2 separate regions of the Mus musculus genome follow, and region 2 is linked to region 1. A link is a loop called in an ENCODE intact Hi-C map of the cell type or tissue named here. Cell type or tissue: left cerebral cortex. All regions are shown on one strand. Links, peaks and the distances in the headings refer to the core of each region. The heading gives the core; the rest is flanking DNA.

Region 1 (5,361 bases), core at 227-5,226:
TCAGCACTCAGGACTTTAAGGCAGGAAAACTGAAAGTTGAAGGCCTGAATGAGCTTCAGGATGACTTCAAGGCCACACTGGGTAACTTAGTGAGACCTTGTCTCAAAATCAAAAGTAAAATGAAGGTGTGAGGTGTAGTTTTCTTGGAGGTAGCATACTTGGCTGACTGGCATTACATTTCAGATTCAATCTCCAGAAACTGCTACCTCCCTAAAGTTGTGAGGAAAGGTCTACATGAGAATATTTATTCCGAACAAGAAGAATATGTTTTTAACTTACTATGCTTTTTTTAAACCAAGGAACAGTTAATCCTAAAATTAATCTTCATAGATTATAGACTTGAAAGGAGTTCGGTACACCAACTTCTTGTGTTTTCAGTGTGTGTGCACTGAGAGGGGCAATAAAGAGAGTTCTAATGCAATGTGTTTGGGGGGTGGAGGGTGTCCTGAAATACAACTACATATTCACCACCTCACCCATGCTCCTACCATCTTCCTACTCATTGATCTGGTTACTATGTCTGTGGGTAAATGGGTTTCTCCTCTAAAAGGACAGTCATTTTCATGAACTCTGGTGCAGCTACCTCATGAACCTGAAATCAGGCCACTAATTTAGCAAACAATGATAATCCATTTGTCTCTCTAGTAGAGGTTTCCTACTAGACAGAAAGTAAGAGACCTTAGTTCTATTTGGAGGCCAGAATGTGAAATGTCATTGCCAGCAGAGCCGACAAAGTTAGAAAGGCATGCATGCTCCCTGGAAAGGACCCCAGTGCTTTGCTCTTCAAGTTAAACTACAGATCACCAAATTGACTCTGCAAATGTGGTCAAACTCCCTCCCTCACTCTTCTTTCCATCTTTGTTATTGTTTGTTTTAGAGACAGGGTTTTTCTATGTAGCACTGGCTGTCCTGGAACTCACTCTGTAGACCAGGCTGGCCTCAGACTCACAGAGATTCTCCTGTCCGCCTCTAGAGTGCTGGGATTAAAGGCTTGTACTACCACTGCCTATTCTTTCCTATTCCTTCCTTCCTTCCTTCCTTCCCTCCCCTTCTCTTCTTTCTTCTCTTGTAGCTTGCCCTTCCTTCCCTTCCTCACTCTTTCTTCTTACTGTGTACACAGGCATGATGCAAACATAGCTCAATTGGGGTTGTAGGGAAAAAATAAAATAACTGAATGTTGAAATGTAATTTCTTTATTTGGCCTTCCCCTAGAAAGTGACATTTGAGTTGAATCTAAAGCTACCAGGAAATGGCCATGTAGAAGAGGAAGAGAGAGCTTGACAATATTAGGTAATGGCTATGTCCACTAAGTTCACAGATATTTGGCTCTTTGTACCACATTGCACATTCCCAGGCTTTGGGACTGCATTTGATTGCTTTGAGAATTCAGTATATTTCTTCTGTTTGTTCCCAGGTACCTAACAGGGGCCAAATCAATGATAGCTGAAGGTGGGGGTGGGGGTGTCATCACAGGGCTCAGGGACCTACTGGGGTCTTAGGAGTAGTTTGTGCTCACTACAATTACCTGTTATCTCTCATCCCATGGAGCAAGATCTGACTTGTGCGGCCAACCCAGGCTTGCTCAGAGACAGAAGGCTGTGACTGTGGGGAACTCCTCAGAATAGGTGGCCTTGGAACAGAGCCTCCTTTCTAACCAGGAAACACTTGGCTCCCCTACACTCATCTAGCCTCATAAAGGTTGGTCCTAAACATAGGGTTTGCAGACCCTGCTCTGGAGGTGAGCCCTACTCCCTTGAAGCCTGGCAGCCTTCACAGAGCGCTGAGCTCATTGGGGGGGCGGGGGGCGCGGCGTCGCTAGCACTTGAGCGGGGCACTTGAGCTCGTGGCGAGCCCCGCACCCACTCCCTGCCCCCAGCTCCCGGGCGATTTTTACCAATTAAGGCTTTCTTGCCGGGCCGGGCGCGGGGCGGGCGTGGGGCGGGGATGCAGCTAACAAGAAGGCGGGAGGCAGCGGCTCATTCGCGTGGAGGCGCGCAGCGCGCAGCGGACGCCAGTGGAGCTCTGAGGCTTCCGGCGCGGGCGCGAAGAGCTGGGCGCCACCCGGCGGTTAGAGGGACAGCAGGTGAGGGCTCTGTGGTCAGCTCCACGCCAGATAGTCTCCAGATAGTGGATGCAAGGCTCCTGAGCTGGGAAGAGGTCTGGAAAGCGAGAGGCCAAGACCAGGAGCAGGTTGGGTGTGGACTCAGGTCCCAGGCATTGCGTTGGTGTCCAGAGATAGCCTTGCATAGTTTACCACAAACTTATTGTGTCTATGTCCAGGAATCCAGGAACTCGAGCCTATGGGGGGAGTCCTTGAAAAGGGGGCTAGTATCTGAGCGTTTGGCAAGAGATGGGTACAGGCATGGGTGCCCATAAACTGGTCATTGTGTACCTATCCCGGAAAGGTCTTTTAAGACTAGTACCCTGATTAGGATAAGGGTGAGTGACAACTTGGAAGGACACTTTTTAGTCAGTGTCAAACGTGGACACAAGAGAGATGAAACAAGGGTGGATACAAGAGTCCTCTGCTGGTTTGGCTATGGGGAGCTGATTCCAGGGCTGTGGCAGGGGCATGGCCAACTAGATTTTTCAGTCTGGGTTTTGGGTCCTGTCTCAGGTTGGTTATGCTTATGTCATTGACGGCCAGGACATAAGCATCAGCATTCCTAGATACCAAAGTCAGACTGGGGCCAGAAAAAGTGGGTGGAATCCACCCGCAGTCAATTGCAGCTCCAGTTTGGCCAAGGTGTGAGCTCAGGAAATCACTGTTCTCTTCTGCCACACCTGGATTTGCTTTAAGGGAACTGGTCTCACTTTGGGGATTTTCTGTTTCCTTCCCTCCTGGCGCCCCCTGGCTACACAGGTCTAGAAATAGCTCTTCAGGATCCCAGTATAGCTGGTGGGCTTGGGCCTATAGTTCCCTGTGGGAGGGCCTGGTCTGGGGTCTGAGAGGAGTGGGGTGGGGAGGTGGGCGGGGTGTGTCTACCATCCAAGAATCTACTCCAAATAAGGGAAAATATGAAAGAGCTGGATTTTGGCTTCCTGGGGCTGCCTCATCTGGATCTTTGGGATGGAGCGACATCTGGTGGTGGCACTTGTGCACTCTAAGGCTAGGACACCCCCCCCCATTTCCTCTTTTCCCCCTAAATAGCCAAATCATAGGGCTGGAAGCTAGGAAACTCAAGTTCTTTGTGCTCTATTACTATGATTCAGTTTTCCTTGTTCTCTGTACATTAATGAACTCATGTGATCCAGCCAAATGGCATTGAATGAAAAATCATGTATTAATGCAATTCCGTACATGGGGCTTTGCTCTCCAGTAGATCAGGGGGACCAAAAATATTACCCTAATTGTGTCTTGAATAACATGGCTGGAAGTTTCCATTTGGGTTATCCCTGCACAGTTCTGCCATCATGTCCCCCAACTCAACCTTTGGCTCACTTGGTGCAGATATTTATGCAGGTGACTGGAGGTAGAATGGGGGGGAGGGATTCTGTACTGAAAATGTTATTTGACTGGCGATATCATAGACAATCTCAAGATGACTATGCTGAAAGGTTCTGCCCATTGTGATCAAAGCCCTATCATAGCCCTACCACAGGCAATGAAGACACTCCAGGCTGTGGGAGAGTCAACCATATTTGGGCATGACATGTTGGTCAACCCAAGGCCTCTTTCAGCCACTGGTCTTTATCTATCTATCTATCTATCTATCTATCTATCTATCTAATTAATTTTATGTGCATAATTTTGCCTGCATTCATGTCTGTGTGAAGGTGTCATATTCCCTGGAGCTAGAGTTACAGACAGTTGTAAGCTTTCATATGGGTGCTGGGAATTGAATCTGGGTCCTCTGAAAGAGCAGCCACTGCTCTTAACCACAGAGCCATCTCTCCAGCCCCGGCGGCCACTGGTCTTAGAATTGAGAAGTAGGGACAGAAGCCTGTCTTTCTGGAAAAACAATTTAACATTCTGGAGAGGCTTGAAGTACAGAGTAAGTAGATGGAAAAGTCTACCACGGGAAAGACATAGGTAAGATGAATCCCCTTAACTAAAGAGGATGGTTGGGAGTATCCCCTACAGTTTTCTTTTTCTGTATCTTCGCTCCTTTCTGTCCCAGCACAGCATCCTCATCACTATCTCCAGAGAATATCTATCATTAAATTAACTTTTAGTGAGTAGCTTCACACTACTTAGGGAACACACTCAGGCTCCTTAGCAAGCCTTGATGTCTGGTGACTCTCCTTTCTTCAGTAATCTGGGACCCTCTCCCTGAGCCCCTCCACATCTCTAGGGTCACAGCAAGGCTTGGGACTGTTCAGCCAGAGAAGACCTCTCCCCCCAGAATTCCTCAGGGCCCAAGGTAGAACAGTGAGTATGGCAGGTACAAGGTGTACAGATCTACATGCATCACAGGGCAGGCAGGCAGGCAGGCAGGCAGGCGCCCTCTGATTGTGTGCATTGGCATACCCTGGACCTTTGGAAAGCTGCTTGATCCTGTAGTGCTGGTGGCCACTTGGCCCAGTGCTGGCCCCATTTCCTCGCGGATGGAACTAGGCAGTAGAGAAGACGACGGTGGGAATGGGCCTGTGCAGGTGTGCAGGCCAGGGTCATGGAGACTGGGAAGACCAAAGGAGATGGGTAGGGAGTGCCAGGGCTCTGTGGGTGTCTATGTTAGGTGATGAGAGCCCTGTCTGACAGCATACAAAGAGCTCTCAGCAGCGTTAGGCGCTCTGGAAGGGTTCGCTCACAGGATTGCTTTACTCTGCTGTGGATCACACTGTGGCTGAGAACCCTAAGCTCGGGAAGAATAGAGAATGTAGAAGAGGGTACAGGGTCAGGGCGGAGCCCAAGTGATACCGGGACATTATTCGCTCCGCCTTCTGCAGGGACCTTGGGGAAAGAAAGTCCCTTGTAAGGGTGTGCCTGCTGGAGCTGAGCAATTCTGTGACAGAATTGCTCAAGCGTTCCTAGATCTGGGGTCCGTTTCCTGTAGTACTGTAGCGGATGTTGCCAGACCTTTTTGTGCTCTTTGGGGCTCAAAGACCCTTTCTGAAGCAGCGGGGCTGAGTTGCTTTTGGCGGAGTGCAGAGGCAGCTTCGGGGGATGGGGGCGGGGGGCGTTGTGGGGCATTCCAACGGGAGGGGCGAGGTGGGGCGGGCGCGGCCCAGAAGCCCCACCCAGAGGCTCCGCCCCCAAGGAAACTTTGCCTCTGGCTCCGCCTTTCGCATACATTTAAAGGGCTCGCTCTTTCCGCAGTGCAACCTCTGTTCTGTGCCTCGTCGTTCATGCTCGGAGGTGCCTACTGCTTTAATTAAAGGGCCGTCCCATCGGCGAAGCTGCAGCACCGCCCCTCCGTT
Region 2 (5,361 bases), core at 87-5,086, 130 kb after region 1:
ACTATACTTTTCTAGTTCTACCCATTTGCCTGCAAATTTCATGATGTCATTGTTCTTAGCAGCTGAGTAATACTCTCTTGTGTAAATGCACCACCTTTTTTTTATCCATTCTTCAATAGCGAGGAAACTCTGGGACCAGCCAGAGACCTAGGACACTGGAATCTATGAGGGTGACTCTAGTTAAGACTCCTAGCAATGGAAGACATGGAGACTGAACTGGCCATGTCCTGTAACCAGGCAAGACTTTCAATGGAGGGATTGGGACTCAACTTGCCCACAAAACCTTAGACCCATAATTTGTCCTGCCTACAAGATGTGCAGAGGTAAAAAAGATGGAGCAGAATTTGAGGGAAGGGACAACCAGTGACTGCTTGAGACTCATGCCATGAGACACTGTTAATGATATATCTGCTGTACTTGCAGACAGGAGCCTAGCATAACCTTCATCAGAGAGGCATCATCCAGCAACTGATGGAAACAGGTGCAGAGACCTTCAGCCCAACATAAAGTGGAGCTTGGGCAATCCTGTGTAAGATGGGAAGGAAGGATTGAAGGAGCCAACTAACCTGTGCTCATAAGGGCTCACAGAGTCTGATCCACCAACCAGACAGCATGCATGGGATTGACCTAGGTACTCTGCATATATGTAACAAATGTGCAACGTAGTCTTTATGTGGAACTTGTAACAACTGGAACAGGGGCTTTCTCTGACTCTGTTACCAGCCTTTGGAATCATTTTCCACTACTGGGCTGCCTTGTTTAGCCTCAATTGGAGAAGATGTGCCTAGTCTACTGCAATTTGATATGCCAAGGCTGGTTGATATAGACATGGTGTACTGGCTAGTTTTGTGTCAACTTGACACAGCTGGAGTTATCATAGGGAAAGGAGCTTCAGTTGAGGAAATGCCTCCATGAGATCCAACTGTAAGGCATTTCCTCAATTAGTGATCAAAGGGGAAAGGCCCCTTGTGGGTGGAACCATCCCTGGGCTGGTAGTCTTGGTTCTATAAGAGAGCAGGCTGAGCAAGCCAGTGGAGGCAAGCCAGTAAAGAACATCCCTCCATGGCTTCTTCATCAGCTCCTGCTTCCTGACCTGCTTGAGTTCCAGTCCTGACTTCCTTTGGTGATGAACGGCAATGTGGAAAATGTAAGCTGAATAAACCCTTTCCTCCCCAACCTGCTCATGATATTTGTGCAGGAATAGAAACCCTGACTAAGACACATGGTATACCTCCCTTTTTCTGAGGAGTAGAAAGGGTAGATTAGGGTGAGGGAAAGTGAGAGTAAGTGACTGGGAGGAGAAGGGGGAGGGAAAGCTACAATCAGGGTGGAAAATAAATAAATAACTTAGTAATAATAACAATAATAATAATAATAAATCTATAAAAAAATAAATAACCCACGAACTCAAGAAGAACACAGTGAATCACTGAGAACATTAAAAGCCATTGCTGCCAACCATTGGACTGAGCGTGGGGTCCCCAATAGGGTCACCAAGGGAGGAGTTAGAGAAAGGACTGAAGGAGCTGAAGGGGTTTGCAACCCCATAGGAGGAACAACAATATCAACCAACCAGATCCCCCAGAGCTCCCTGGGACTAAACCACCAACCAAAGAAAACACATGGTGGGACTCATGGCTCTAGCTGCTTATGTAGCAGAGGATGGCCTTGTCGGGCATCAGTGGGAGGAGAGGCCCTTGGTCCTGTGAAGGCTCTGTGCCCCAGTGTAGGGGAATGCGAAGGTGGGGAGGCGGGAGTGGGTGGGTGGGGGAACACCCTCATAGAATCAGGGGGAGGGGGATGGTATGGGAGTTTGGGGGGCAGGAAAAGGGATAACATTTGAAATGTAAATAAAGAAAATATCCAATTTAAAATAGGGGGGGGGGAGAACCATTGCTGGAGATCTTCTGCTTGTCACTGCTTAGACTGCTTACTTTGTGGGCTTTTTTCTCCTTTGTGCAAATGCAGCCTCCCCCCCCCCTTTTATTTTGCATTTGTTCTCGCTGTTGATACTTGAATATTCTTGGTCTCCTAGATGCCAGCTTAGCACAGGTACGCCCTGGGGAACTCAATAGATCTGCGGCTTCCTCGGTTCTCAGGCGCCCTCTTCTGGTCCCAGCACCTCTTTGGGCTTCCGTACCCATGGCCACCCAGTTTCGTTTTCTTTCCCTTTTGCTCCTCTGAGCCTTCTGACTGGACCTGAGCTCATCTGCACGCTGGTGTTTTCAAGCACAGTTGGGCAATGTCTTGCTGTACTGGATCACAGTACATTCTGGGATCGCTGAGATCCTTAGCACCTCCTACTGCCTTGTCACACCCTAGTGGCATGAAGTGGTTGTTTTTTCTGGTTTCCTGAACTCTGCATTCTGATCTGGAGTTTGCCAGTTGTCTGCGTCCTGGGTTCTTGAAAATTGTAAATTATTGGGCAGTTGCAGAGAGAGAATCTTTTTTTGTTTTGTTTTGTTTTTTTTCTTTTTGTTGTTCTTGTTGTTGTTGTTTGACACAGGGTTTCTCTGTGTAGCCCTGGCTGTCCTGTAACTCACTCTGTAGACCAGGCTGGCCTCGAACTCAGAAATCTGTCTACCTCTGCCTCCCGAGTGCTAGGATAAAAGGCACGGGCCACCAACGGGCTCATTTGTTTTCTCCTCGTATTTTTTTATGCTTTTAGAAGAATATGAGACGTTAGGATTTTTGTTGTATTCCTTCTGTTTCCTGAACCCAGAAATCTCATTGCCTTTTTTTTTCTTTTTTTTTCCTCATTGCTTTTTTAGTTTTAAAAAATAAAAGGAGTCTAGGTTCATCTTTAATCACAGCACTCACAAGGGAGAAGCAGGTAGATCTCTGTGAGTTCCAGGTCAGCCTGATCTGCACAGAGTTCTAGGATAGCCAGGGATATGCAGTGAGACCTGTTTTTGATTAACTAAAAAGGATATGGGATACTAGAGGTATGGATCAGTGGGTAAAGTGCTCGCTGTGTATAAGTCCCTGAGTTCACAGCACCCATCTGGAGTAGTGGCACATGCATGTAAAACTCCATATGAAAAGAGGGCTCTAGGTTCAGTGAGAGGCTTCTACCTTAAAAAAAAAATAAGGTAAAGTGGCTGGAGAGATGGTTTAGTGGTTAAGAGAACTGCCTATTTTTCCATAAGACATGGGTTTGATTTCCAGTACCCACATGATGGCTCACAACCATCTATAACTCTAGTCATTGCCCTCTTCTGGCCTCTGCTAAGCACACACGTGGTTCACAGACATATATGTAGGCAAAACACACATACACATAAAAAACTAACAATAAAAATATTTTAAAAATAAAGTGGAGTGTGATAGAGAAAGATACCTAAATTCAATCTGGATTCCACAAGCACATGTGCAGGGGAACTTATAACACACATGTTCACACACATGCATACACAAAATTAAAATTAACAATAATCTTAACACTTAATAGGCTAAGGAGGAAGGATTGCCACTAATTTCAAGCAAGTCTAGGGTACAGAGTGAGACCCTGTTTCAAATTAACAATATCCCAAGTTCAGAGATTACTGGCATATGCCACCACACATAATTTGACTGTTTCAAATAGCTGCTTTTTTTTTTTTTAATCAAAAGCCAAGATTTCCCCAGGAATTGGTATGGCACATCTTTGGCAGTGCTTGAGATGAGTCAATCCAGACTGGCCCAGTTCCCCTACAGACCTAAGCTCAATTGAAAACATATTATAGTTTGACTGAATAAAAGCCAAGATTAATATGTTTATAACTCAAATTCCTGCATCCAAAGGTGATTGTGGGCTGGATATGTGCTTCAGTGATAGAGCACTTGCCTATTGTGTATAAGGCCATGGGTTAGATCCCCAGTGCTGTGGATTTCTGAGGCTCAGCCTATTTGTCTAAATTGCAACCACAGTCATTGTCTCCAGACTCTAGCTTTTCTTTTCTTTTCTTTTCTTTTCTTTTCTTTTCTTTTCTTTTCTTTTCTTTTCCTTTTACTGGATATTTTTAAATTTACATTTCAAATGTTATCCCCTTTCCTGATTCCGCCCCCCCCCAGAAACCCACTATCCTGTCCCCCTCCTCCGGCTTCTATGAGGGTGTCTCCCCATCCACCCACCATTCCCACCTCCCCACCCTCGCATGCCACTATACTAAGGTATCAAGCCTTCACAGGACCAAGGGCCTTTTCTCCCATTGATGCCAGATAAGGCCATCCTCTGCTAAGACTTTTCTTTTCTTTTCTTTTTTACTAGTATATATATTGACATGCAAAATAATAGCCTTCTTGATGGCATTACAAATTGTCTATCACACACATTGAACATATTCACCCCTTATTACTCTCTTGTACCCTATAAACTAGTCCTAGTCATCTCCCCAAATAGTCTATCCACTTTCAAGTCTCATATAAGTTTTTAAATGTGGGTTCTATACATGAAGAAAATTACATATTTATCTTTGCAAGTCTGACTTATTTCACTTAACATATTTATCTTCAGTTGTATTCATTTTCCTTCAAATGACATAATTTCATTTTTTATGGCTAAATAAACACTGCATTTGGGAATACATACCACATTTTCTTTATTATTCCTGTGCTAATGGACACTTCGGTTCATTCTGTAACTTGGCTATTGAAAGCAAAGTCACTGTTGCTGAACATGGTAATGCACAAATTTAATCCCAGCACTATAGAGACAGAGGCAAGCAGGTCTTTGTGAGTTTCAGGTCAGCCTGGTTCACATAGTTTCAGGCCAGGCAAAATGCTTGAATGTGCTCAACAAGCAAGAGAACAAACTTGTAAACATAGACGTGTGGGTATCTTTGCGGTGTGCTGGGAAAGACTACATTGTGAGACTCCTCCATTGCCATAGTGACAGCCCTAGGTATTGGTATAGACACAAAGGATTCCAGCACACCACAAAGATGCCCATATGTCTGGAATGTCAACAGTGCTATTCATTTTTGTATTATTATTGTTGTTGTTGTTAGTAGTAGTAGTATGAATATGATGCATGTGTGAATGCATACATGCACAGTATGCATGTGGCAGGGTCAGAGGGCATCTTTGGTTCTTACCTTCCACCTTTTATGTCAATTCTAGAGAGCAAATTCATATTATCAGGCTTTTATGGCAAGCACTTTATTTGTTGATCCATCTTGCTGACCTATTATATTCATTTTGGCACTGCTTTGTGGGGAACCAGTATCAGGAAATTGCCACGGTCAGGTATTTAATATCTCAGTTGCCAGGTGCCCCAGAAAATGAAAAAATCCTGGCGCTGGCAGTGTACAGACTCACAATATATTATCACAACCTATAGGGACAGTAGGGTGATAATTGAGTAAGAATTAGATCCTCTAG

What was found. A loop is a pair of places that touch in the nucleus more often than their neighbours do. Peaks named below come from ENCODE experiments on the same cell type or tissue, not always from the same donor. Only the 100,000 strongest peaks of a DNase experiment are listed, where the experiment ranks them.
Region 2: a loop joins it to region 1, with 3 times the contacts of the local background. A loop is called at or near these places in 16 of 42 quality-filtered maps.

Annotation. Positions count from the first base shown.
Region 1 is chrX:74,246,451-74,251,811 of GRCm38, reverse strand. It overlaps Flna (filamin, alpha), which reads left to right and starts at 5,278. Exons shown (of 46, transcript NM_010227.3): 1 at 5,278-5,361. In left cerebral cortex, for the core only: CTCF peaks have their summits at 2,064 (motif pointing left), 2,853 and 3,052 (motif pointing left); DNase peaks (open chromatin) are centred at 2,003, 2,864 and 3,044; H3K4me3 peaks cover 1,863 bases; H3K27ac peaks cover 1,537 bases.
Region 2 is chrX:74,112,551-74,117,911 of GRCm38, reverse strand. No RefSeq gene overlaps it. Among named protein-coding and RNA genes, the nearest start is that of Opn1mw, 12 kb to the left of the region's middle. In left cerebral cortex, for the core only: a CTCF peak has its summit at 2,127 (motif pointing left); a DNase peak (open chromatin) is centred at 2,136; H3K4me3 peaks cover 283 bases.